Regions from separate parts of the Homo sapiens genome. Here all the other regions are linked to region 2. A link is a loop called in an ENCODE intact Hi-C map of the cell type or tissue named here. Cell type or tissue: chondrocyte. All regions are shown on one strand.

What was found. Peaks named below come from ENCODE experiments on the same cell type or tissue, not always from the same donor. Only the 100,000 strongest peaks of a DNase experiment are listed, where the experiment ranks them.
Region 1: a loop joins it to region 2, with 5 times the contacts of the local background. A loop is called at or near these places in 8 of 110 quality-filtered maps.
Region 3: a loop joins it to region 2, with 8 times the contacts of the local background. A loop is called at or near these places in 49 of 110 quality-filtered maps.

What each region holds. Positions count from the first base shown.
Region 1 is chr21:37,754,446-37,762,445 of GRCh38, reverse strand. The region is part of intron 2 of KCNJ6 (potassium inwardly rectifying channel subfamily J member 6); the gene reads left to right. LOC101928368 (a long non-coding RNA gene) reads right to left here. Exons shown (of 4, transcript XR_244309.5): 2 at 7,746-7,876; 3 at 4,244-4,300; 4 at 1,934-3,140. Among named protein-coding and RNA genes, the nearest start is that of KCNJ6, 160 kb to the left of the region's middle. RefSeq lists an enhancer at 6,245-7,092. In chondrocyte, CTCF peaks have their summits at 3,069 and 3,278 (motif pointing left); DNase peaks (open chromatin) are centred at 2,984, 3,274 and 5,943.
Region 2 is chr21:37,913,109-37,921,108 of GRCh38, reverse strand. KCNJ6 (potassium inwardly rectifying channel subfamily J member 6) reads left to right here and starts at 4,652. Exons shown (of 4, transcript NM_002240.5): 1 at 4,652-5,225. In chondrocyte, CTCF peaks have their summits at 4,215, 4,415, 4,623 and 7,260; DNase peaks (open chromatin) are centred at 4,144, 4,614, 5,313 and 6,694.
Region 3 is chr21:37,708,356-37,716,355 of GRCh38, reverse strand. KCNJ6 (potassium inwardly rectifying channel subfamily J member 6) reads left to right here. Exons shown (of 4, transcript NM_002240.5): 3 at 1,225-2,145. It overlaps KCNJ6-AS1 (KCNJ6 antisense RNA 1), which reads right to left. Exons shown (of 8, transcript NR_183540.1): 3 at 5,913-6,042; 4 at 155-2,120. Among named protein-coding and RNA genes, the nearest start is that of KCNJ6-AS1, 190 kb to the right of the region's middle. RefSeq lists a silencer at 3,974-4,023. In chondrocyte, a CTCF peak has its summit at 4,028 (motif pointing left); no DNase peak of the experiment used is centred here.

The sequences.
Region 1 (8,000 bases), 160 kb after region 2:
GCCTCAAGACCTGTGGACCACGTGGTTTTTAAAAATTTCTAATGACGAGCAGGAAGCCTCTCACCTGTTCATCCACATCCCTTACTCTAAAGGGCTGTAACTTAGATGAGCTGCTCTCCATGGGCTGAGCGTCTACATCCACCCCAAAGAAGCCACTGGAGTGTGGCTTTGGAAGGAGCCATCTGTGCTGGATGCTAAGTGCGGGGACACCCAAACACTCCTCAGGGAGCCAGAGGAGTGGGTTCAGATGGGCCTGGCCTGTCTACTAATGAGAAAGGAAGAGGATATTTGGTGTTCTTATCTGGTCAAGACCCCAGCATCAGGTAGCTCAGAGGATAGGTGCAATCCTGCACACACACTGGGGAATTTATGAGCAGCAAACAGCTGACAGACACCCCTGTCCTTCTGGAGCTAAAAGACTCCTGGCCCGCCCTAAACCAGATCAGCAACTCCTCTTTATTCCTAATTAAATCGTTGCAGGCATTCCTCACCACCCTCCTCCCTGGACCTTATCAGGGTCTGGGGCAAAAGGTGTGGAAAGTGTAGCACAGTGAGCATGGGTTGCAGGTGCAAAAGTGAGTGCATGAACATGCACCGCACACAGACACGCACAGAGACACCACACGACACACAACACTATACACAACATATGCACACATACCACACACACACTACATACACACAACACATACACACATACCACACACACGACACACACCACACACACAAATATACACATGCACTACATACAACACACACGCAAATATACACACAAACTACATACAACACACAAATATACACACACAACACAACACACAACACATACACAAATACTACATACACACAACACACACAAATATACACACACACTACATACACACAACACATACACACATACCACACACACGACACACACCACACACACAAATATACACATGCACTACATACACACAACACACACGCAAATATACACACAAACTACATACACACAACACACACAAATATACACACACAACACAACACACACACCACATACACAAATATACACACACACTACATACAACACACACAAATATACACACACACTACATACAACACACAAATATACACACACTAATACACACAAGACACACAGCACATACACAGACACCACTCTACACACATTACACTACCACACACAACACACATATACCACATATGGCACACACCACACACACAGACATGCACACACACACACAATACATACACACACATCGCACACACATGCACACACAACACACATACAGCACACACACCACACATACCACACGTACACCACATACAGCACATAGCACACACACACGCAACACCACCATTGGCCCTTACTCTAAGGGGCGTCCCCTGGCAAGGCTTCCCTGCCCAGTTTCCCTAGCCTGGAACCCAGATGCCTAGGACCCACAAAGTGCATCTTTCTTCTGGCTCTTCCCTGACCTGCCTGGCTTTGTCTCATCCACATGTGCCTCTCTGAGCTCAGCACACTCAGCCCAAGACCGTCTGGCCCTCCCCTCTTGACCCAGGCCTAAGACAGTTCCCCACCCCGCCTCCAGAATGTATGTTGAAGAGAAGGGAGAACAGTCCTTCATTCCCAGCCCAGGTGAGACAGGAGGAACCTGAGCCTTTCTCTATCCCAGGCCTCCCATCCTAGGTGAGGTGCCAGGAGACCACACCACATCTGAGAGGCATTTTCTTGCATCCCAAAACATAGGGATAAAAGGAAAAAGGCAGGTTCTTAAGCATGAGACACTCGCCTGAAGTTCCAGTCAGACCCAGGAGCAAGGGTACTGGCTCGTGACAGCTGGATGGCTGGTGGTCAGGCAGGACTCTGCACCCCTGCCCTGTGTGGAGCACCAAGCTGTCAGAAGCCTCACGCTGTTGGACTTACATCTGTCTGGGGAGGGAAAGATCCTGTGCCTGCCCACCACCTAATCGGGGCTTCACAGGAAAAATGACACTGTTTGAGATGGTGCCTTGTTTGGAGGGAGGTTGTAGTACAGGGCTCAGGGGTGTGGACTCTGGAATCAGACTGCCTCTGTCCAAATTCTGACTCTGTGTGGCCTTAGGTGAGCCGTGTAAATTCTCTGTGGCTCAGTTTCCTTGTCCATGAAATGAGGAATCATAGCATTTCAACATTTATATTAATCCTCCATTGCTACCTAATATGCCAAAACATAGTGGCTTAAAGTAGCAGGAGACATTATTCTTGCAGCTTCTGTGGGTCAGGAATTCAGGACCAGCTTGGCTGGGCAGGTCGGGACCAGGACTTATTCTCTTGTAGGTTCCATCTGATGTTGGCTGGGTCTGCAGTTATCTGAAGGCTCGACTGGGCTGAGTCAACTTCTAAAGCAGCTCGTAGCCGTGGCTGGCGAGTTGGTGCTGCCTGTGGGTGAGAGGCATTCGTTCCTTCTGACATGGGCCTCTGGGTAGGACTGCTTGAGTGTCATCACGATGTAGCATCTGGCTGCCCCTGGGGAGAGCAGTCCAAAAGACAGCAGGCCAGCCAGCAGCTGTCCTTTCGTGACCCAGCCCAGAAGTCCTAACAGCACCTCTTCTGCCATGTTCTCATCTGCAGAACGGGATCACTAAGTCCAGCCCACACTCAAAAGGAGAGGAATGACACTCTGCCTTTGGAAGGAAGGAGTGTCTAAGAATTAAGAACATATTTTAAAACCATCGCAGTGTGGTTGGACAGGTGAACACGCAGATAAAATGGTTCCAGGATGATATAGATGCCAGGAAAGGAAGAGAAGGTTCTATGGAGAAGACCAACAGTGCTACTTAGACAGGATGACTTGTGAGGCTTCCTCAAGGACAAGACCCAGGGGACAATGGGAAGCCAGTGATGGGGATGGCGGGGATGAGCGTGCCAGGCAGATGGAGTGGCAAGCTTGGCGGCACAGGGAGGAGCAAGACCCTGCGGGGTTGTGAGAACACCTTTGCGGTCAGGGTGCCTGCAGCCCAGTGAGAAAGGTGCTGCTGTAACAGGGATGGAGAGGCCGCGTTTCAGCTCTTCCTGGTCTCACTCTTCCCTCCAGCTGTATGACCAAGCCCTCAAACATTCTGCCGTTCAGTGCAGTCCCGCCATTCATTTCACAGTGGTGTGTCTGGGAACAAGAAGAGGAGGGTGAGGCACCCAGAGAAACCTCAAAGCGCAAGGGAAAGACAGAGGCCCTGTGGCAGAGCTGGCGAGAGTAGGACAGAGATGCAGCCCGGACAAATTAGCCTTCCCAGCCAGGACCGCCCCTGCCACCTGGGGGACAGGAAGCTGAACTGCGAGCTGATCTCCTCCCCAGCCTCAAACATGGAACAGTCACCACTCAGCTGAGCCTCAGATAGGGGCCAGGAGGCTGTCAAGAGGAGGACTTAAAAGCAATGGCCTTGGGGGTCAGACTGAGGGCAACTCTTGCAACCCATGTGAGCAGGGCTGAGCCATGTGATCTCTAATCCTCAGTTTCCTCGCCTGTAAAATATCTAAGGCCGGGAAGGCACGGTGGCGCACACCTGTAATCCCAGCACTTTGGGAGGCCAAGGCAGGAGGATCACTGGAGCTCAGGAGTTCAAGACCAGCCTGGGAAACACAGCAAGCTCTCATCTCTACAAAAAAACAAAAAAGTAGGCAGGCATGGTGGCATGTACCTGTGGTCCTGGGAGGCTGAGGCAGGAGGATCACTTAATCCCAAGAGGGTCAAGGTTGCAGTGAGCTATCACGGCACCACTGCACTGCAGCCTGGGCAACATAGCCAGACCCTGTCTCAAAAAAAAAATCTCTATTGCTTACTCCTATGTCTGTACAATCCCTTACTTGGCTTATTTGTACTAGAGCCAGTTCCTCTGGCTCATAAGAGTTGACGGGTAGATATTCAGGAATCCTGTGAATGGTCGATAATCTTGAAATCCGCAGTGGTAAAAGCAATTCACATCATGGCAATCAGCAAACACTACAAATGAGGGATTAATTTTTCTGGACACTTGGTTTACCAGCTTACCACTGTGGATACTCCCATCTTAAGAATGGAAGGAGGAGGTGATATTTACAGCACCTGGCGCAGGGTAACTTCTCCCAAAATAACTGCTATTATTCTACACACACTCCCACCAATGCAAATACGATGATCCCAGAACACCTTTTGAGTCTAAAGATAATAAAGTTACAGGACCCTAGAGAACCCACACACCATCAGCCTCACAGACATCTGCAGACACCCACCTCCGTGGTGACTCTGCCCCGTCACTCCCACTGTCTTAATCGCTCAAGGATTCATGCCTAGGAGCACAAAGAGGAAAGTCAACTGGAGCTGGACCCCTGAAAATTAGGTGAAGCCTCTCCCCCTCCACTAAACCAGGCCCAGGGTCTCCTCCCTCACCATCCCCACACCCTCAACCCACCCAGTGACACCCTGAAACCTAATGCCAGGAAGCCATTCGCAGGAGGTGGGTGAATGCAGGGACACCTGCTGGAAACCTGATCTCATTCTAAGATTTGACATTGTGAGGCCTTTCTGTTGTTGTATTAATTAGGAATCATTTGCTAAGGAAAGCATTTTGTGGGAATTGGATTTCAAGTCAGAACCTGGGCTCGAGCCAGCCAGTGACTAGGCGTGTGGCCTCATGCAAGTCAAAATGGTGTTCTCTTCTCCGTAATAGGGAATGATTGCTTTGGCAACAAATGAGATCAGCACACTGTGAGGGAGTGCTCACTCCGGGCTGGAACCATCATGCTGTGAGGGAGTACTCTCTCCAGGCTGGAATCTGTGAGGGAGAGCTCACTCCGGGCTGGAATCATCACACTGTGAGGGAGTGCTCACTCCGGGCTGGAATCTGTGAGGGAGTGCTCACTTGGGCTGGAACCATCATGCTGTGAGGGAGTGCTCACTCCAGGCTGGAATCATCACACTGTGAGGGAGTGCTCACTCCAGGCTGGAATCATCACGCTGTGAGGGAGAGCTCACTCCGGGCTGGAATCATCACACTGTGAGAGAGTGCTCACTCTGGGCTGGAATCATCACACTGTGAGGGAGAGCACACTCCAGGCTGGAATCATCACACTGTGAGGGAGTGCTCACTCCGGGCTGGAATCAGTGAAGGAGTGCTCACTTAGGCTGGAAACATCATAGCTGTGAGGGAGTGCTCACTCCAGGCTGGAATCATCACACTGTGAGGGAGTGCTCACTCCAGGCTGGAATCATCACACTGTGAGAGACAGCTCACCAAGGCTGGTACCATCACACTGTGAGGGAGTGCTCACTCCAAGCTGGATTCTGTGAGGGAGTGCTCACTCCAGGCTGGAATCATCACGCTGTGAGGGAGTGCTCACTCCGGGCTGGAATCATCACACTGTGAGAGAGTGCTCACTCTGGGCTGGACTCATCACACTATGAGGGAGTGCTCACTCCAGGCTCGAATCTTTGAGGGAGTGCTCACTTGGGCTGGAACCATCATGCTGTGAGGGAGTGCTCACTCTGGGCTGGAATCTGTGAGGGAGTGCTCACTCCAGGCTGGAATCATCACGCTGTGAGGGAGTGCTCACTCCGGGCTGGAATCATCACACTGTGAGAGAGTGCTCACTCTGGGCTGGAATCATCACACTGTGAGGGAGTGCTCACTCCGGGCTGGAATCTGTGAGGGAGTGCTCACTTGGGCTGGAACCATCATGCTGTGAGGGAGTGCTCACTCCGGGCTTGAATCTGTGAGGGAGTGCTCACTCCAGGCTGGAATCATCACGCTGTGAGGGAGTGCTCACTCCAGGCTGGAATCATCACGCTGTGAGGGAGTGCTCACTCTGGGCTGGAATCATCACACTGTGAGGGAGTGCTCACTCCAGGCTGGACACTCCACTCGGTGCTTCACAGGGTTCACAGTTGCAAAGCAGGAATGCAGTGTGAATGCTGGGGCCAGGGTGGAGACCAGCATAGCGGGGAGATGTCAGTGCTGCCTAAGGGTTGGACCCCTCACCCAGACTGCGCCTCTGTTTCCACGCACGTCCCCTGCCTTCTCCCAGGCCCCCACGCCAGCCCTGCTCCCACCACCCATTCTCTGACCGTGGGGTCTGTGGCCCACACTGTCTTCAATGGGTGGTTCCTGCTCTCCAGGTTTATCATAAAGGAATATCCAGGCATTTGTTTCTGACATGGAATGAATGGTCATCTGTGGTATTATTTCTTTTATTTGCATCAGTTTTCCTACTTTTGTTGGTTTTTAATGAAGGTCCAGCACAGGTCCTAAAGGAGCCACAGACACTGAATCAAGGGCTAGGAGCTTGGCGGGCAGGGAAATCCCACACAACCCTTGTGCCAGCCTCCAAGTGGATGCCACCAGCCCTGCTTTACAAACGAGGGTGCTGTGTCAGCGTCCATCCATCCACAGAACCTGGAAGAGCTTTCATCCAAAAGCATCTAGAGGAAGCTAACCCATTTGGTGTTGATTTTTCTTCTCAAGCTCTGAGCATTTCGAGCCACCGAATAAAGACTTCACAAAGTGCCTGCATTCCGCATTTAGCACTCACACAGCATGGGGCTCTCCAGAAGTCAGTGGCTCCACCAAAGGCCAAGGTGCAGTGTGAGATGTGCTTGGGGAAAGGGGCAGCCTCCACTCTGCTTGGCACAGCTCCTGCTGCCTGTACCGCACCCTCGTATCCATCCTTCTCACCCGGAGGCTGGCCCATGGTAGCACCCACCTCACCCCTTCATGGCTTCTCATGATAGGGTCAGGAGCTCAAGGCAACTCAGCCATGCTCCCTTGCTGGCTAAACACAGAGAGAGGACACCTTTTCTGTTCCCTCAATTACAAATACTTAAATCATGGATAATCCAGGCTCCTCTCTTCCTTCAGTTGCCCCTCATGGCAAAGCACACACAGATTTGTTTCCCTCAACTAGTCTGCCTATTTTCAAGACTAGCTGTTCTCTCCTGCCTTTCTTTTTGGGTTTTAGTTTTGTTTTGGTTTTGACTTTGAATTCCAGATGAAACACTCTCAGGTAACATTTGAAGATTTGCAGGACTTAGGATAACAAAGAAAGTCTCAGGAAAGAGCCTTCTATCCCAGGGGCATAGCTTTTTCTTGCCTTCTTTGAAAGCTTTTGCATGTGTGTTTGTGTAGTTGTTTTTTTCTTTTTTTTTCTTTTTTCATTTTGCCACTGAACATAGATGTCCCAGAAATAGACAACCAGAAGCTATAAAAGTCAGCCAAGTTCCTTTTGATTCTATTTCTTCTTTATTGTAATTTCTGTTCCTTCCACGGTGCTAGAAAATTCTGTTTATCTTGACTCTGCATCCACTAAGACACTTGCAAACTTCTTTTCTAAGATTTAGAACTGGGTCTCGCTCGGGTCCTTAAGGAATTAAGACTTCTTTCTCAGGCCAGCTTCCAGAGCCTGTGTTTTATCATTGAACACATCCTGGAGTTGTCTAGAGTTTGTCATTTTGCTACCTATTGAGAAGCTCCACCCTTCAGGGACTTCCAGAAGCCCAGCAATACCTCTCCGGCTTTCTGTCCAGCTGCACTGCGGCTTAGCCTTGCTTACTCCTCAGCTCTGAGACGGTGCCTCAAGTCCTAGGAACAGCCCCCAAAAGGGAAACTAGCCACTCCTAATCTTAAAGGAAGAAATCCAGGCCTTTCTTCCACCATCACAAATATCTTAGGCAGGAAATGTACCGAAAGTGAGGACTAAAGCAAACCCAGCCAGGACACCTCACCCAACAGCAACATATTACCTCTCCTTTGTGCTGCAGTTCCTGTTTGCAAAAACCTTTCACGCTCATTAGCGTTGGAATCTCACGTGACCCTTCTTACAGGTAAGTCCATTGAGGCTCATGATGGCATTCAGTCCATTGTCCCGGATCAGCTAGAGCCACAGGAAATAAAGACACAGTACGTTTCTTCTTTCATTTTAAACCTTCACTTATTTCTGTAACCAAGTGACATTTGTGGGGTGTCTACTAAGTGTCAAACCCTAGAAAGACACATCA
Region 2 (8,000 bases):
TTATTTTGGCCTTGAATGTTTTTGTTGTGCAGATGTCATGCTAATTAGAATTAATTCCAGTAAGAGGTAAAGGAAGATTAACTAGGTTTCATTTATGTAATTTTTGTAATTGTCACCTCCCCTGGTCTTTTGAAATATTATATTCAAAGCTATTATAATTTTCTAAATTGCATTTTAATACATTTTTGGGGAGAAGACTATGATTAAAAAGGATATACCTGCTAAACAATGAACTAATAAAACATCATATAAGAAAGAATCTATCAAATAGTCTTCTGACTGCACTTATTTATCAAGCCATGAAATTAAAATAAAAATATATGATTTCAGGACATTCATAAGTATTTATGACTTAAGATTAGTAGAAATGGTGAACGTCATTTTAAAGTGTTAGTATCGGCAAGTCTGTGTGGTCTGCAGGATCCTCAATTCTTGCCTTCTCAGAAGAAAGAATTCGACTGAGGGGCATAAGGCAGAGTGAGAAACCGAGGCAAGTTTTAGAGCAGGAGTGAAAGTGTATTAAAAAGTTTTAGAGCAGGAACAAAAGGAAGTAAAGTACACTTGGAAGAGGGCCAAGTGGGCGACTTGCGAGATCAAGTGCACTGTTTGACCTTTGACTTCGGGTTTTATGCGTTGGCATACTTCCCGGGTGTTGTGTGCCTTCTACCCTGATTCTTCTCTTGGGGTGGGCTGTTTGCATGTGCCATGGTCTGCCAGCACTTGAGAGGGGCCACATGTGCAGTGTTTACTGGAGTTGTATGCATGCTCACTTGAGGCGTTCTTCCCTTACCAGCCAAGTGTTCCTAGAAGAAGGTTAGATGACAGTTAAACTGTGCCATTTTGCCTTAGTCCACATGCTTGAGCCCACTCACCTAAGTCCTGAGATGTCATCAGGAAGCTGCTGATCACCAGCTTCGGTGTTTCTGTCTATTGGGAGACCACTTTTTCTGGTGCCAGCTGTGACCAATTATTATTGTAGACGGACAGTTTAACAACTGCCTGACCATCACCTGACGGTCTCCTGGCATGCCTGGTGGGGAAGGCCCTCTTCTGCCCTGCTCATGTCTGACTAGCTACCTACTGTAACAAAAATAAGGAAAACACGTAGGAGATAAAAGTGTATCAAGGGAAAAGGGCATAACTCAATAATTGTTCTAAATTATCCTAAAGTTCTAAAGACCAGCCCCAAAATGCCTCAGAGCTAAAACCCCTCTGAAACCCCCTCCTTAGCAAAAATTCTTAACTTTTTACACCTAGAAATATTTCTTAAGAATTAAGATGTATTTCTTAATACATCTCCAAATTTATAATCAATCAAAGAAATACCAACCGCTGTTTACAGATATTCCCTAAATAAGAGACATGAATGAAATCCATCTGAAGTGGCTACTGCTGTCTGTGGTATATACCCTGGGGTTCATTGTCATGCACTGAGAAAGAATTCGGCACACAGACACAGGTGAGTGGGTTAAGGAGCAGAAAGTGTAATAGAAGAAAGGAGAGAGGAGGGGAGAGCAGCTCCTCACGAGCAAGAGACACGTGGAAAAGGGAGAAGGTAGAGGACCGCAGCAGATTTTATACGCAGGCTGGAGAAGGCGGTGTCTGATTTACAGAGGGCTCACAGGTTGGTTCACTCAGGTATGATGTCTACATAGTGTGCTGGGAAGGCTAGTTGCCCCACCCTAATCTTCTTATGCAAATGGACTTTCCAGTTGATTGGCACCATCTTGTCTGCTCGTTTACAGTACACGTGGCTAACAGAGACGGGAAGATGGGACCGCCATATTTAACATCTTTAGTCCTTAGTTCCTGCCCGCATTCACCTGTGCAAGCTCCCAGCTTGCAGGCTGCTTGCTCTCTTAGAAAATTATTTGGGGCTGATTTTCATTAAAAAGAAAAGCCTTACCTAGGACTCCCATACCCTTACTATCTGCCTAAGTAATTGCTTCTTAACTCCTATATCACATTCAGTACACTGGAAGTACAAATGTAAAATAGAATAATTTTAACACTTATCTCTTGATACTCTTTAAGATGTCCTTTTATAGACAAAATAAATTTTTTAAAATTTATGTTCCCATCTCTGCATTTTAAATATATTGTTTATCTGTGGTAGGGTTTTTGTGGAGAAAGCAGGCAGGGGAGTGAAACTGAAAAAGAACTAGGTCTCTTAATAGTTAGACCCACAACAGCTAAGGTCTTAAATCTAAAACAAGTACTGGCCCAAGGGTGGAGACCAAAAACTCCCAACCATCTTAGTTCTGGTGTCAGCCTGTCTAAGGCAAGGCCAGATCTACACATGGGCCAAGAAGATAGAATGGTTTATAAATTGCCGCAATCAATGACAGAGAAAAACAAGATTACCCAAAACAAATGACAGCCCGTCAAGATAATTCAGTTTGTTAATTTTACTAGCTAATAAGTCTCCATTACAGCTTTATATGTGGGAGACAAACCAGTCTCATCTGTATGACATAATCAATCAATTATAAAAGTCACTGTGAGATTTGGAGCACTGATTTACCCTGAAAGATCTTCTCCCCCAGGCCTTGCCTTCACCTGAAATCATAAAATAGATATATAAGTGAGATTTCAGACAAGCTAAACACAATGTAGTTTGAGAGACCAGGCTCTCAGGAGCTCAGAGGAGCCACAATTTGCAGCTCTGAAGCACAGCTCGCCTGATTTTCAGATGTGGCTGCAGTCTCTTAGTTACACCCATGCAGATCACTTTATCAGAACTCTACGGAATAAATGAATGAATTCAGTTAAGCCAATTGCTCTTGTCTCTGGTGTTTATCAAATCCCAGGCTGTGTTAATGGGATCCATCTCATTCAACACGTGCTCTTATGCCATTCACAAAGTGCTATTGCCCACATCACCCCGGCAGCTGTTTCAAGTAGGGGAGTTTTCAAAGTATTTGAAGGAGACAAATAGGTTACTTCCAACTCTTGACTTTCTTATTTAGTCTAATATCTTGTAAGAAAGATACTTTGTGAAATCATTCTACTGGTAAAAGTATATATCATCAAAATTAGCAGGCATACCCATAGCAGCTTCACAGATTAAACAGAATGCCCTTTACACAACTATAGTCAACATGGGTTGTTCTTTTAATGTTCTAAGGCTGTGTCCACCGAAATCCTGCATCTTGCATTTGTATTCCTGGTCTCTCAGGGATTATTTGGTTCAGTTGTTCTTTGTTTATTTGTAACACTATCACTAGATCCAGCAGGCATTGTGGAGCACGTATTACACATACTACAGATATTACACATACTCATATCTTCTGTATATGGGATATATGACTCAGAAGTAATAGCAAGTCAGATTACAACCTCTTAGGGAAAATCAACAGCAAATACAAGCTCACAGGCCGTGTGTACGGTTGACTTTTACATGACTTTGGATGCAAATTGACACAAACACCTCTCCATATTACAGTCATTTTTAGAGGGCAGACAGCATTCTTGAGGGGACCTGAATTGCTAGGTAATTAAAATGTATGTATGTAGAATAAAATAATCTTGGAAATAAGAGGTTTCCGTAAGCCTTCTCTCTAAAATAAGGTCACCTTCTTTGAGGTAGAGATTCTGTGCCTTGTGGAAGGAAAGCCACTTCATAAAGCAGCACAAGAATAGCCAGTTATTGAAAGGGCCATTATAAAATTACTAGCCAATGGTATTCGCTACTCTTACAATTTGTCAATCCATTCATCCCTAGGAAAAAGACAGCATAAAAGAGAGTTCTGTTCATAGGTAGAAGCAATTTATGGGAAGACTTTGGAAATGTAGAACCATTGTTTTTGATGACCATAAGAAAAAGAGGGGGTGCAAGAGGGGAGCACTATGAGGGGCCCCTGGAATAACAGCACAAAGCAAGTTAGATTCAAAGAGTGGAGTAGACCTTTGTCTAAGGGGCTTATCCTGACAAATTCAACTTTGAAGGCAGCCTGGGTCATTCTTGGAAAAGGCCATTCTTTGTCTCCAGTGACCCCAGAGACATCATATAAGGATGGGGTGATGATGCAGCAGCCGGGACCAGGTCCCAGTTGCAGTGGACAGGACAGAAGGGACTGAATGGGGCAGCAGGCTGGGGCGCCACCAGGTGCAAGCAAAGCTCAGGGATAGGGCCCCTCCCCTCCGTCCCGGCCGCTCGCTGCGCCCCCTCTGGGCGGTGCAGGCTCCGGCTCCCGCGCCGGGGCTGCCTCTCACGGATTTCAGCCCGGTGGGAGGCAGTGCCCAGAGCCTCTTTTTCCTTATCTCACAAAACCCTAAAAGCCGAACCCCTACAACCAGCAGACAAAACTGCTCCCCGAGCTTCGGCTCTTTCCTGCTTTCCAGGCGTTTCTCCGGGAATAACTTACTTAGTGGCACTGGGAGAAAGGTTGGGACTGGGGGGTCGGGGACCGAAACCCAAAAGATTCCCCCAGCATGGAGCACCCACGTTTCCAGTGGCGGGGGATGCACGTTGGTTTGTGCCCAGCCCGCCCCCACCAAGCCCGGTCCTCGACGCGCTGACACGCTAGCTGGCATGGGCGGCGGGGTGGGCGTCTCTGGGTCTGTGGCTCTGTCCTGCTCGCCCCCGCCCCTTCCTCCCGGACCGCGCCGGCGCTGTGCGGCTTTTTCCCCAGCACGCGGCGCTGCACTCGCTTTTATCTCGGAGCCGCGTCGCTTCGTGCGCTGCCAGCGGGGCTCAGCCAGTCGGCTGGAATTGAGTAGCATTCATTGAATCTGCGGATTTCATGACGTCTCTCTGCGTGGTCCACCACTTTTCTCCTAACCGGGGATTTTTTTTTTCTTCTGCCACTCTTATCTTTCCCCACTTCATTCCACCCAGTCTCCCTCCCCCGTCCCTGCCCAAACGCGCGCCCCTCCGCCCCTCCCTTGGCCCCAGCGCCCAGCCCTGCTCTCCGCGCTCGGCCAGAGGGAGCCAGTCCGGAGACGGCCGCACCTGGCTGGAGAGGCTGGGCGGGCGGAGGGGTGGAGACCCGCGGACGCCGGGAAGCCGGACCTGGAGCCGGAGCAGCCGCGAGCAGAATGGAGTCTCCTAACAGCCTCTCGGTGCTGATGTGAAATTTGACCATCTGATTCCAGTTTTTTTCTTTTCCTTTTCTTTTTTGCATTTCCTTCCCTCGCCATCCGTCGTGTAGTGAATTGTTCAGTCTTGCTCCGTTTCAAGAGAGGAGATCATGATTGAGTGAAGCCACCCCGTCCGCAGCCAGGTAAGCGGTGCGCTGAGCTGCTCGCAGGCGAGGAGCTGGCGTCCACCTGGGCGAGGCGTTCCGTGCTCTCGGGTCCCCGCGTCCCCTTCCCCAGCTCCGCCGTCGCCGCAGGCATCTCCACTCTCATGAGAAACATTGTGCCCAAGTCAGCCGAAAGGCGAGGGAGAAGCCGGTTACATAACAGAAGGGGAATCTGTTTCATACGGTTTTCATTAGCGACTGAAACTCGCACGGGGGGCGGGGGAAGGAGGGGTCTGCATCCCTGGGCTCGCAGAAACCCAGTCAGTTATTGCAGACATCATTTCAACATCCGCTGGCAAAGACTTAAATGCACTGATTAACTGACAGGTGCGGCTTGTGATGTAGTCATTTACAGTTGGGAAAAGCCTATTGTCTTTGTGGAAGGCAGTCTTCTTGTTCTGCTTTGCATGGAGAGGAGAGGAGACAACACGAAAGGGAGGAAAAGTGAGGGTTGGGGAGAAACATGCGGAGAATGGGAAACAGAATACTGTAACTCCTAACTGTTCTCTATCCTTAAAACCGAAGATGTGCTAGCATGACTAAAAACAGTGAATAGGAAGATCTTCCTAGGAGTAAACTGAATTATTTTGTAATTGGAAGGGAAGAAAAAACACTTTAGATAAAATGAGATGTGTGTGGCATTTAGAGGACTGGGTGGCTGTGGATATTTGCTTCCCTGTGGATATATTTTCATTTTCATCAAAACATTAAGCTTGGATTAGTTTTTAAGTGAAATAACATCAGTATTCCCAAAACCCAATAAAAGCCCAGTGGATCCACAGGTACATCTGTTGTACTAGGTGCAATATGGAGAGATTGTCAGGGGGAAAATATATCTTAATAGAAACAGCCACAGAGGGTGAGGTTAGTGGAGAAACAAAATACCAGAATTTTCCAAAGAATTCCGCCTCCAACCCCCAAAAAAAGGAAGAGAAAAAAAAAAAAACCCCACAACTCCAGTGTTTGGGAGTTGGAGATGTATTATATGTTTAGAGTGTTTCCCAACTGCTGTTATCCAAAGTCTGTCGGTCCCGGGGAGCCCTACGGTACAGGGAGCAATGCCACATCCTGCTAGCCCTGTTCCCTGCCTGCCTTTCTTTTGCTGAAAAAAAGAAACGGAAAAGGGTGATGCCCAGGAACTGCTTAGGGAGAAAAAAGGGCTTGCTACAGTCAGGGCTGAGCTAACTGAGCTTCGCCCATTTTGCCTGGAGAAAGAAAAAGAGCTCGAGTCTCCATGGCGACCCAGGTGGGAGGGGAGACCGCAGCTCCAGTTATAGGGGAAAAAAATTGGACAAAACTTTCCCGGCTCCAGGCAAAGGAATACGCCAGCCGCGTGCCCTGTGGCGGGTCCCAGGGCATCGGTTGTGCCCAACTCCCTGACGGCGACGCTCGAGAGGGCGCCCAGAGCTGGCCGGGTGCCCCTGAAACCTCCCGAAAGTTGCCTGGGGGCCGCCGAGGTGGTGGTTCCTCAGCGGGTTCCGGATTCAGCACCAAGGCCAGAGCCCAGGCGCCGAGGGTGAAGCCTCACCTGTCTGCAGCCCCCAGCAAGCAGTACCCACTCCTTTGGTCGCTGGAGGTCAATCACTTTCTATAAATAAATGAGTCTTTGGCTCGTGCAGAATCTGGATATCAAATTACCCACGGAATTACGTGAGGCAAAGAAGCTTGCAAATCATCCATTTTATGCATGGCGGTGCATCAGAGGACCTATTCAGAATCAAGAACACTGGGACAGGGAAAGACCTGAGCTGAACTGAGAGTGGAGACAGGATTCTGTCCTCAGGGGGAGAAAAAGGACGCGCGCGCGCACAGACACACACACACACACACACACACACACACACACACACACACCCCGATCCGCCTCTGACGAGGGTTGCTAGTTTCAGCTGAGTCCCTTTGGCTTTCAAAAGCATGCATCCCTTGCCCTCTCACGCTCTTCTCTTTAACTTTTTGTTGGGCATAGATGGCAGAAGGGAGCTGTGGAAGCACCCTGGTCAGCGAGAGGCCAGCCAACCAAGTTTGTTATTTCTTTCTTTCTTTTTTAGACGGAGTCTCGCTGTGTCACCCAGGCTAGAGTGCAGTGGCTCGATCTCGGCTCACTGCAACCTCTGCGTCCCGGTTTCAAGCGATTCTCCTACCTCAGCCTCCTGAGTAGCTGGGATTACAGGCGCACACCACAACACCTGGCTAATTTTTGTATTTTTAGTAGAGACGGGGTTTCACCATGTTGGTCAGGCTGGTCTCGAACTCATGACGTTGTGATCCGCCTGCCTCAGCCTCCCAGAGTGCTGGGATTACAGGCGTGAGCCACCGTATCCGGCCCAGCCAAATTCTTTCTAAGGGTCCTAGGACTGAAGAGGGTGGAGATATAGTTTCCTCTCGGTCTAGAACTGGAAGGAATCAAAACAACACTGGTGAGCTTCCGAAAAGGAGAGAGAGTTTGTTAGCAAGATGAGAGCCAGTGATCACATCTTCAAGCCTGCGTGTGAGCAAGGTGGCTACATTTCCTAGGTTGCAGTCGTAGGAAACCGAGAGGAGTCACTTCTCTTAATACAAACAAGGAAGAAACTGCAGGAGGGGAGGATTTATTACCATTCAAGTTCCATTTCAACATTCATACAGGGAAAACAGGTAAGTCCATCAAGCCCTTCTGCTCTCACTTTACGAGAAGCTGGTCTTTGCCCTGCTCTCATCCTTGGTAGTAGGTCCCCCACCACCACAACTGTCACTGATATGAAGAGGAAAAATAAT
Region 3 (8,000 bases), 200 kb after region 2:
AATAACCACAAGCTAAAATTACAGATGTTGAATGTTGAGGAGGCAGAAACCAAATCAAATATGTAAGCACACAGACAGAGAGAACATTTCCCCACCCTTTTTTACTTACCTTGGCATTGAATCAACCATTAAAGTACAATGCATGCATACTTACCGACAAAAACCAGAAATGTTTTTTAAACCCTGAAATTTGGCCAATAGTTCAAAGAGCTTGTTCAAGACTCTTGCCCTAAACATAAGGAAAGTGACAAGGGAACAATTTATTACAAAAAAATATTGATTGCAAGTCTGTTACATGCAGGCACAGATCACATACATGGTTTTGTTTAACCTTATAACAACACTGTGAGTTGGGTATCATGATCAATTTTGTAAATGAGGAAACTGAGGCTCACGAATTTGGATAGTGTGTTGTAAGTCAGTTCAGGCTGCCATAATAAAATATCACAGAATGGGTGGCTTAAACAATGGACATTTATTTTCTCATCGTTCTGGAGGCTGGAGTTCAAGATCAAGGTGTTGGCAGGGTTAGTTTCTGGGAGCCCTCTCTCCTTGGTTTGCAGATGGCCACCTTCTCCCTGTGTCTCATATGGCTTTTCCTCTGTTTGTGTGCACCCCTGGTGTCTCTCCCTCTTCGCATAAGGATACCAGTCCTATTAGATTGGAGCCCCAACCCTATGGCCTCATATAACCTTTAACTATCTCCTTAAAGGCCTTATCTCCCAATACTGTCACCTTAGGGGTTGGGGCTCAAGCCCCATATGGATTTGGTGAGGACACAATACAGTCCATAACAGATATCATGGCCAAGAGCCCACTAAGAGTTGCTAAGTAGTAGAGCTAAGCCTGTCTGAATCTAAAGAGGACTCCTTCATCAGAGCTTACTGCCTCTCCCATGCCACAGCATCTCAGAGTTGGGAGGCATCCCTCTGTGAGAGCTGACTCAGTAGAACCTGCTGGCAGGGACACAATTTTGCAGCAATAAGCTCCGTCCTGGTGGGCAGGATGGTGAAGTACTTACACAAACTAGATCGAAGAGCACAGAAGTCCAAGTCAACTAGAGGCCTATCCAGATGGTGTGGAATAAAAATGGCTTTGTCTACTTTGTTTATAGCTACACAAATGGTATTTGGTTTCACCAGCCCATACAAAGTGTGCCGTTCCATTGTCCTCAAAGAGCCAGCCTTTCATTCAGTGTTTCTTTTCTTTTCTCCAAACCACCAGCTAACGTCCTGGAGGGCGACTCCATGGATCAGGACGTCGAAAGCCCAGTGGCCATTCACCAGCCAAAGTTGCCTAAGCAGGCCAGGGATGACCTGCCAAGACACATCAGCCGAGATCGGACCAAAAGGAAAATCCAGAGGTACGTGAGGAAAGACGGAAAGTGCAATGTTCATCACGGCAACGTGAGGGAGACCTATCGCTACCTGACCGATATCTTCACCACATTAGTGGACCTGAAGTGGAGATTCAACCTATTGATTTTTGTCATGGTTTACACAGTGACCTGGCTCTTTTTTGGAATGATCTGGTGGTTGATCGCATACATACGGGGAGACATGGACCACATAGAGGACCCCTCCTGGACTCCTTGTGTTACCAACCTCAACGGGTTCGTCTCTGCTTTTTTATTCTCAATAGAGACAGAAACCACCATTGGTTATGGCTACCGGGTCATCACAGATAAATGCCCAGAGGGAATTATTCTTCTCTTAATCCAATCTGTGTTGGGGTCCATTGTCAATGCATTCATGGTGGGATGCATGTTTGTAAAAATCTCTCAACCCAAGAAGAGGGCAGAGACCCTGGTCTTTTCCACCCATGCAGTGATCTCCATGCGGGATGGGAAACTGTGCCTGATGTTCCGGGTAGGGGACCTTAGGAATTCCCACATTGTGGAGGCTTCCATCAGAGCCAAGTTGATCAAATCCAAACAGACCTCGGAGGGGGAGTTCATCCCGTTGAACCAGACGGATATCAACGTAGGGTATTACACGGGGGATGACCGTCTGTTTCTGGTGTCACCGCTGATCATTAGCCATGAAATTAACCAACAGAGTCCTTTCTGGGAGATCTCCAAAGCCCAGCTGCCCAAAGAGGAACTGGAAATTGTGGTCATCCTAGAAGGAATGGTGGAAGCCACAGGTAAGATGTGTTCTATCCTGGGATGGCTGTGGGATAGATGCTCATTTTAAACTGGACCTGATGTTCTTATCTATTACAAGATCTAGAATACTGAACCTCACTCAATATTGACAACATCCCCTTGCTTCATGACATAGTATGCCTACATGTCTCACCTGAAGTATATCCACCAAGAAGCCTAACCATTTAGTTTTTTAAAGCCCTTTGGAAAATAAATTAATGAACAATGAAAAATCACCATGTAATATATTTTAAGTCTCCAAATATTTACCTAAATTAAACTCTGATCTGTCTCTAAAGCATGTTTTAAATGGCCTTAAAACATTGCTAATTTAAATACTTGAGGTTATTTGTTACCAAGTTAGAAGGAGGAAGTTAAGCCTTTCAAAGGAAGCCTGACAAACTGCTTTAATAAAAATGCAATTTCACCCATTCTTTGAGAGTCATTTATAAGGCCTATAGCATTGGTTTTTCTTTTGTATGAAGTGAGTGCCTAGTATCTCTCCACATTCAACCTGCTGAGCTCCCAGTAAGTATAAAGCTGCAGACACAGTAAATAACTCTAGCAGAAAAGAAAAAAGTTGAAGATCCATTCATCTTAATCCCGCCGGCCCTCCTGCTGTTAATGGCTAATCATTGGGATGTTTTAGGGAAGATGATCTGTTCAGGAAATAGAGAAAATGGTCTGTTTTTACTGACGTCTTCGCTCATGTCTGAAATTTGCACGTTACACATCCCAACAGCAAAGCAGGTTCTGCCCATGTTTGTATGTAACATCCCCCAAAACAGAGCCATCAGCTAGGACTCAAGATAACCATAGTGCCTCACGGGGAAAGTATAAACCAGAACCCTAATTCATTAAGGTCTTTATTGTTCTTTGAGGTAGTAATAGTGTCTTTGGGGTCCTTTTTCCTGATACCATCAGCCCTTTTACGCTTTTAAGTCTTCAGCTTGAGATTCAGGTGGTTTATATTGTCTGAAATTGCATGACCAGCAGGCTGGCCCCATGTTCTTCATCAACCTGTGACAAGTAACTTAATCCTGTGATCCCTTTTAGGGAAAAGCCATGGGTCCCATGTTTCTACCTCCCTGTACCCAACAGGCAAGGTCACAACCTCTCACAAATTTCTTTTACGGTGGTGGTGTGAAACTTTTGCTATAGGGTTTTTAAATGCAGCAAACAGTGAAAACGTGAGTAAAGGGCTTTGCATGGAGCTCAATGGTAGGAGCGGTCTCCTTTCCATAGAACAAAAGGCACAGGAACCTAATCGGAAAGTAGCTTTAAAGAATAACAAAAGTCACTGTTGCAAAATAAGACATAAGTGCTCCAGGTGTTAACAGGACTATCTGTACCTTGAGCCTGATTTGGGGGTGCATTTGTGTGGCAATAGTTGGGTGGGGAGGAGGAAGGGAGATAGAAGGGAGAAGTAGAAGGGAAGGCAGGGGAGGAGGAAGGGGAGGAAGGAGAGGAGGAGAAGGGGAGGAAGGAGGGAAGAGAAAGGGAGGAAGGAGAGGAGGAGAAGGGGAGGAAGGAGGGAAGAGAAAGGGAGGAAGGAGAGGAGGAGAAGGGGAGGAGGGAGGGAAGAGGAGGGAGAGAGGAGGAGGGGAGGAGGGAGGGAAGAGAAAGGGAGGAAGAAGAGGAGGAGAAGGGGAGGAGGGAGGGAGGAGGAGGGAGGGAAGAGAAAGGGAGGAAGGAGAGGAGGAGAAGGGGAGGAGGGAGGGAAGAGAAAGGGAGGAGGGAGAGAGGAGGAGGGGAGGCTGGGGAGGAGGGAGGAAAGAGAAATAATTCAAACAGGGAGCTGTCACTTTCCTACAGACCAGAAACTTCCCCAACCTCAGCTGAGCACAGGGACTCTGGATCCCCCTAGCGGCCACAGAGCTACAGCCTCTGACACTATGAACTGACCACTCAGGATGCAGTTTTTCTTTTCCCTTTTCACCATAAATTCCCCCAAGAGGACATGAGAGAGGGCAGTGTCTCCAAGCTCAAGAAGCAAAAACCACTGGAGACGTACCCTCTGGTTACTGATGCTAGTCTGAGCTTTAAATTGTGGGAGTTAAGCTTTGTGTTCCCTCAAACCAGAGCCCAATCTCTGTAAAATAAATGAATCTGGAATAAGCAAATTATCTTTGTGATGTCCCTGAGTCAGAATTCTCCCTGGGGCAGGCCCTGGCTTTCTGATGACAGCTGGTAATGAGTGAGCCTTTCCAAAGGGAGGAATATGGTTTTCTTGGTAATTAACAGTGATACTTGCCTCTGAGCACCCTATGGCCTTTCTACAGCTTTCATAGAGAAATCTGAGTAATTACCAGCAAAATCAATCCAAACGCTCACCCCATCCCTGGGAAAAGGCAACTGCTACTCATTTTCTTTTAAAAAATAGTCTTCTAATTTCTAGACTTGGGGGGGGGGTTCTAGAAAGTTCTGGAGGTGTCTGGAAACTGGAAGTGTCTTGGTCTTTTCCTCAGGGGAATCATACAACTCAGTACCCCCAGCACAGCTGCTCTCTTACGCTTCAGCAGGATACTGTTTCTTTGTGAATGAAAAGCTCAATTAGGATTTATGGGCATTAAACAGGCCCTTAGGGGAGAAAAATGCTTCAATCTCTCAAAACCACAGGAAAAAAAAATGTGGACCAAATGCACACTCGAGGAAAACAAATTCACAGGGATCTAATTATTCATTGTAGTGCTGGACTGGAAATCAGGAGCCGTGATAATAGCAAGCTGACACAAAACAGCTTCCCCTGCGCTCATCACTTCTTTCAACAATGTCGCAGTTGACCTTAACCTGCTGTGCTCAGTGGTCTCCACGAGCAGGCCTCTTCCAGGGAGGAGGGAAGGCCCACATGGCCACCTTCACGCGGTGCCCTCTTCCCTGTTAGGAAGCAGGCATCCTGGGCACAGGATGATCCCAGCGTGGTGTTTTCCGGAGACCGGAGTTGTCCCACAGGAGGCCACCTGGGTCCTTCCGTCTGCTGGGAGCTCAGGCCCGGTGCAGGCGAGTGGTGCTCTGTGGATGCACTGCCTTCCAATGCCAGCCGCATTGCAGGGTCAGGTTCCATTTTTAGAAAACGAAAGTGGGCTCCTTGAAGGCTGGAAGCGAGCCCCCCTTTCATGGCCTTGAAGGGACTGCACAAAAGACAGACCCATGCCCACGCAGAACAGCCCCGAGTCCTTTGTGAATGGCTTTGGCCTGGTCCCGCCTGAAGTCAGGAGGGACATGCCAGGCGACCTTTCAAGAACCTTCCAGTCATGTGGTTCTATTTTTGAAAATGAATCAAACCCTGGAAAATTCTGACACCAGCCACTCAGACATCTAGGAGTTGGCTGTGTCTCATCTGCAGATATATTTTTAAAGGGGGCCGTTTATGTTCCTGACACATGGGCGATTTTGAGATAGTGGTGTTTACAGAAGGTTTCATAGCTACGTAAACAAACGTGCTCAGCAGCTGTGGCCCATGTGTGTTAAAATAGTAAAGCATTCATATAGACTGTTATTTATAGAGGGCAAATGGGCCTCGAGGCAAGATGACAGCCACGCAGCGCTGGGCTTGCTGCCAGTCAGCCCCCACTACGGCCTTGCTGATTGACGAACTTCCACATTTACCCCCAGCGATTATACAACTGCGACAGGCAGCACTTGCCCACTCCTCGGCAAATGTGCTGGCAAGGATGAGTCCCCGTTAAGCCTTTTGGTTATTTTACACTTCTTTTGATGGAACCTATCAGACTTACACAAAAACAGACCCAGTAGTATCACTAACCTCTGTGTCCCCGTCATTCTGCTCCAGTGATTATCAATTCAGGGTCAAACTTGCTTCCTCTGTATCCCCACTCATTGGCTGCCCACCAGAATCACATCATCCTCATCTGCAAATATTTCGGTATGTGCCCCTAAAAGATAAGGATTCTTTTAAAAACATAGCTATCATACCATTATGACACCTAAAATAATGACCAATAAATTAAGATCCAACATCTACCAAGTGTTCAAACTTCCAATCGTCTCTTACATGTCACTGTTTTTTATATTTACAATCAGCTTGTTTGAATCAGGATACAAATAAGGTTAACACATGGTGATTGGTTGAGATATCTTGTAAGCCTCTTAATCTATGACTTCTTCTTCCATCTGTTTTTTTTTCCAATAAGTTTTTCTTAAAGAAGATAACTTCTGAAAGATTTAAATACTGCATAGAACACTGGGGAGAGTGGAGGATGAAACACACCAGAGAACACTTTATAGACAAGGAGGCAAGGCCAATTAATCGGAAGTTGCCATCTGGGAGTTAACAAGGAGGACAGCCAGTGTTCACTGGAAATAGGTGAAGGCAACCCATCACCCATCCTTCACCACAGAAAAGCTCAGTTCTGTCACTAGTATAGTTATTCCCAGGCAGAGAATTTTAGTCACATAAATCACACCACAGATCATAAAATTTTTGAGTTGGAGGGAATCTTTGCCCATTTCACAGATGAAGAAATGGAACCTCAACAAGACCCGTGACTTGGCTAAGGTCAAATAGCCACTAGCAGGGCAGGACCTTGAAAGCCACAGCCACCAATGGTGTTGTCGGGCACTCTGTGTTCAGTGCCCTTTGCACCATGAGTGCTGCTGATTCATGATGATTCGGCAGAGAAATGCACCCAGAAAAGACACCTGATATTTCTTTTCTTTTCTTTTCTTTTTTTTGAGACAGGGTTTTGCTCTCGTTGCCCAGGCTGGAGTGCAGTGGCGTGATCTTGGCTCACTGCAACCTCCGCCTCCTGGGTTCAAACGATTCTCCTGCCTCAGCCTCCTGAGTAGCTGGGATTACAGGCATGCACCACCACCGCGCCCGGCTAATTTTGTAATTTTAGTAGAGATGGGGTTTCTCCGTGTTGGTCAGGCTGGTCTGGAACTCCCCACCTCAGGTGATCCACCCACCTTGGCCTCCCAAAGTGCTGGGATTACAGGTGTGAGCCACCGCGCCCAGTCAACAACTGATATTTCATGTGCAGATGACTGGTATTAATGTGCCCTCAATTCTTTTCTCTCACCATTAGTTCTTCCTTTCCTTTAAGGTTCTTCTGTTTCCAAATGTTATCAATTCATTTTTAAATTACGTAGACATTGACATGAATTTTAAACAACCATGTATCAGAATGAGATGTACCACAAAACAATTCTGAAATCAAAATTAAATAAGCATTGTCTACAAAAATACCCCTGGAAGAACATGATGTTCTGTCAGGTCTGATTTCCAGGCACATTTTTCTTTACTGTAATCAAAAATGCCAATCTACCCTAGCAGGGGAGAATATGAGATTGCAGCCTTTGAAAAGATAAGACTGCTGAGGGTAAGCATCACCATGCTCTTAAACTGTTTCTAGTAATGATATTTCATAGCTGCTACATTTTTCAAATCTTATTTTTCTCCTTTTGATAATTTACTGCTGATCCCTCCATTGCCAAGCCATTATCTCCAATTTTACCATTTTTTATCTTAAGAGTTATAACCCCAACCACCCAGCCTGGGAAAAGAGTTAATTGGTGAGCTCTGAAATGCTAAGAACTTGGGTAAAACTCTTCATAGAGGCATCTTCCTGGAGGAATCTCTATAAGGAGTGATTTTTTTCAATTTAAAGACATATGGAATATGTTTTTCCTAGGTCAAAATCTGCCACCCGTAAATCAAGAAATCCAGCTCTCCTTTCTTTTTGAGCATTAAGTGTAGCTCATTTATTCAGGGCTTCCTTCCAATATGTCTATCTCATTATAATATATCCCAGTAGTATCATTGGCTGGCTGGGTAAAAACTGGTGACAACTGCTCCCCAAATATGGTAAACTCTCTATAATCCTCCACAGCT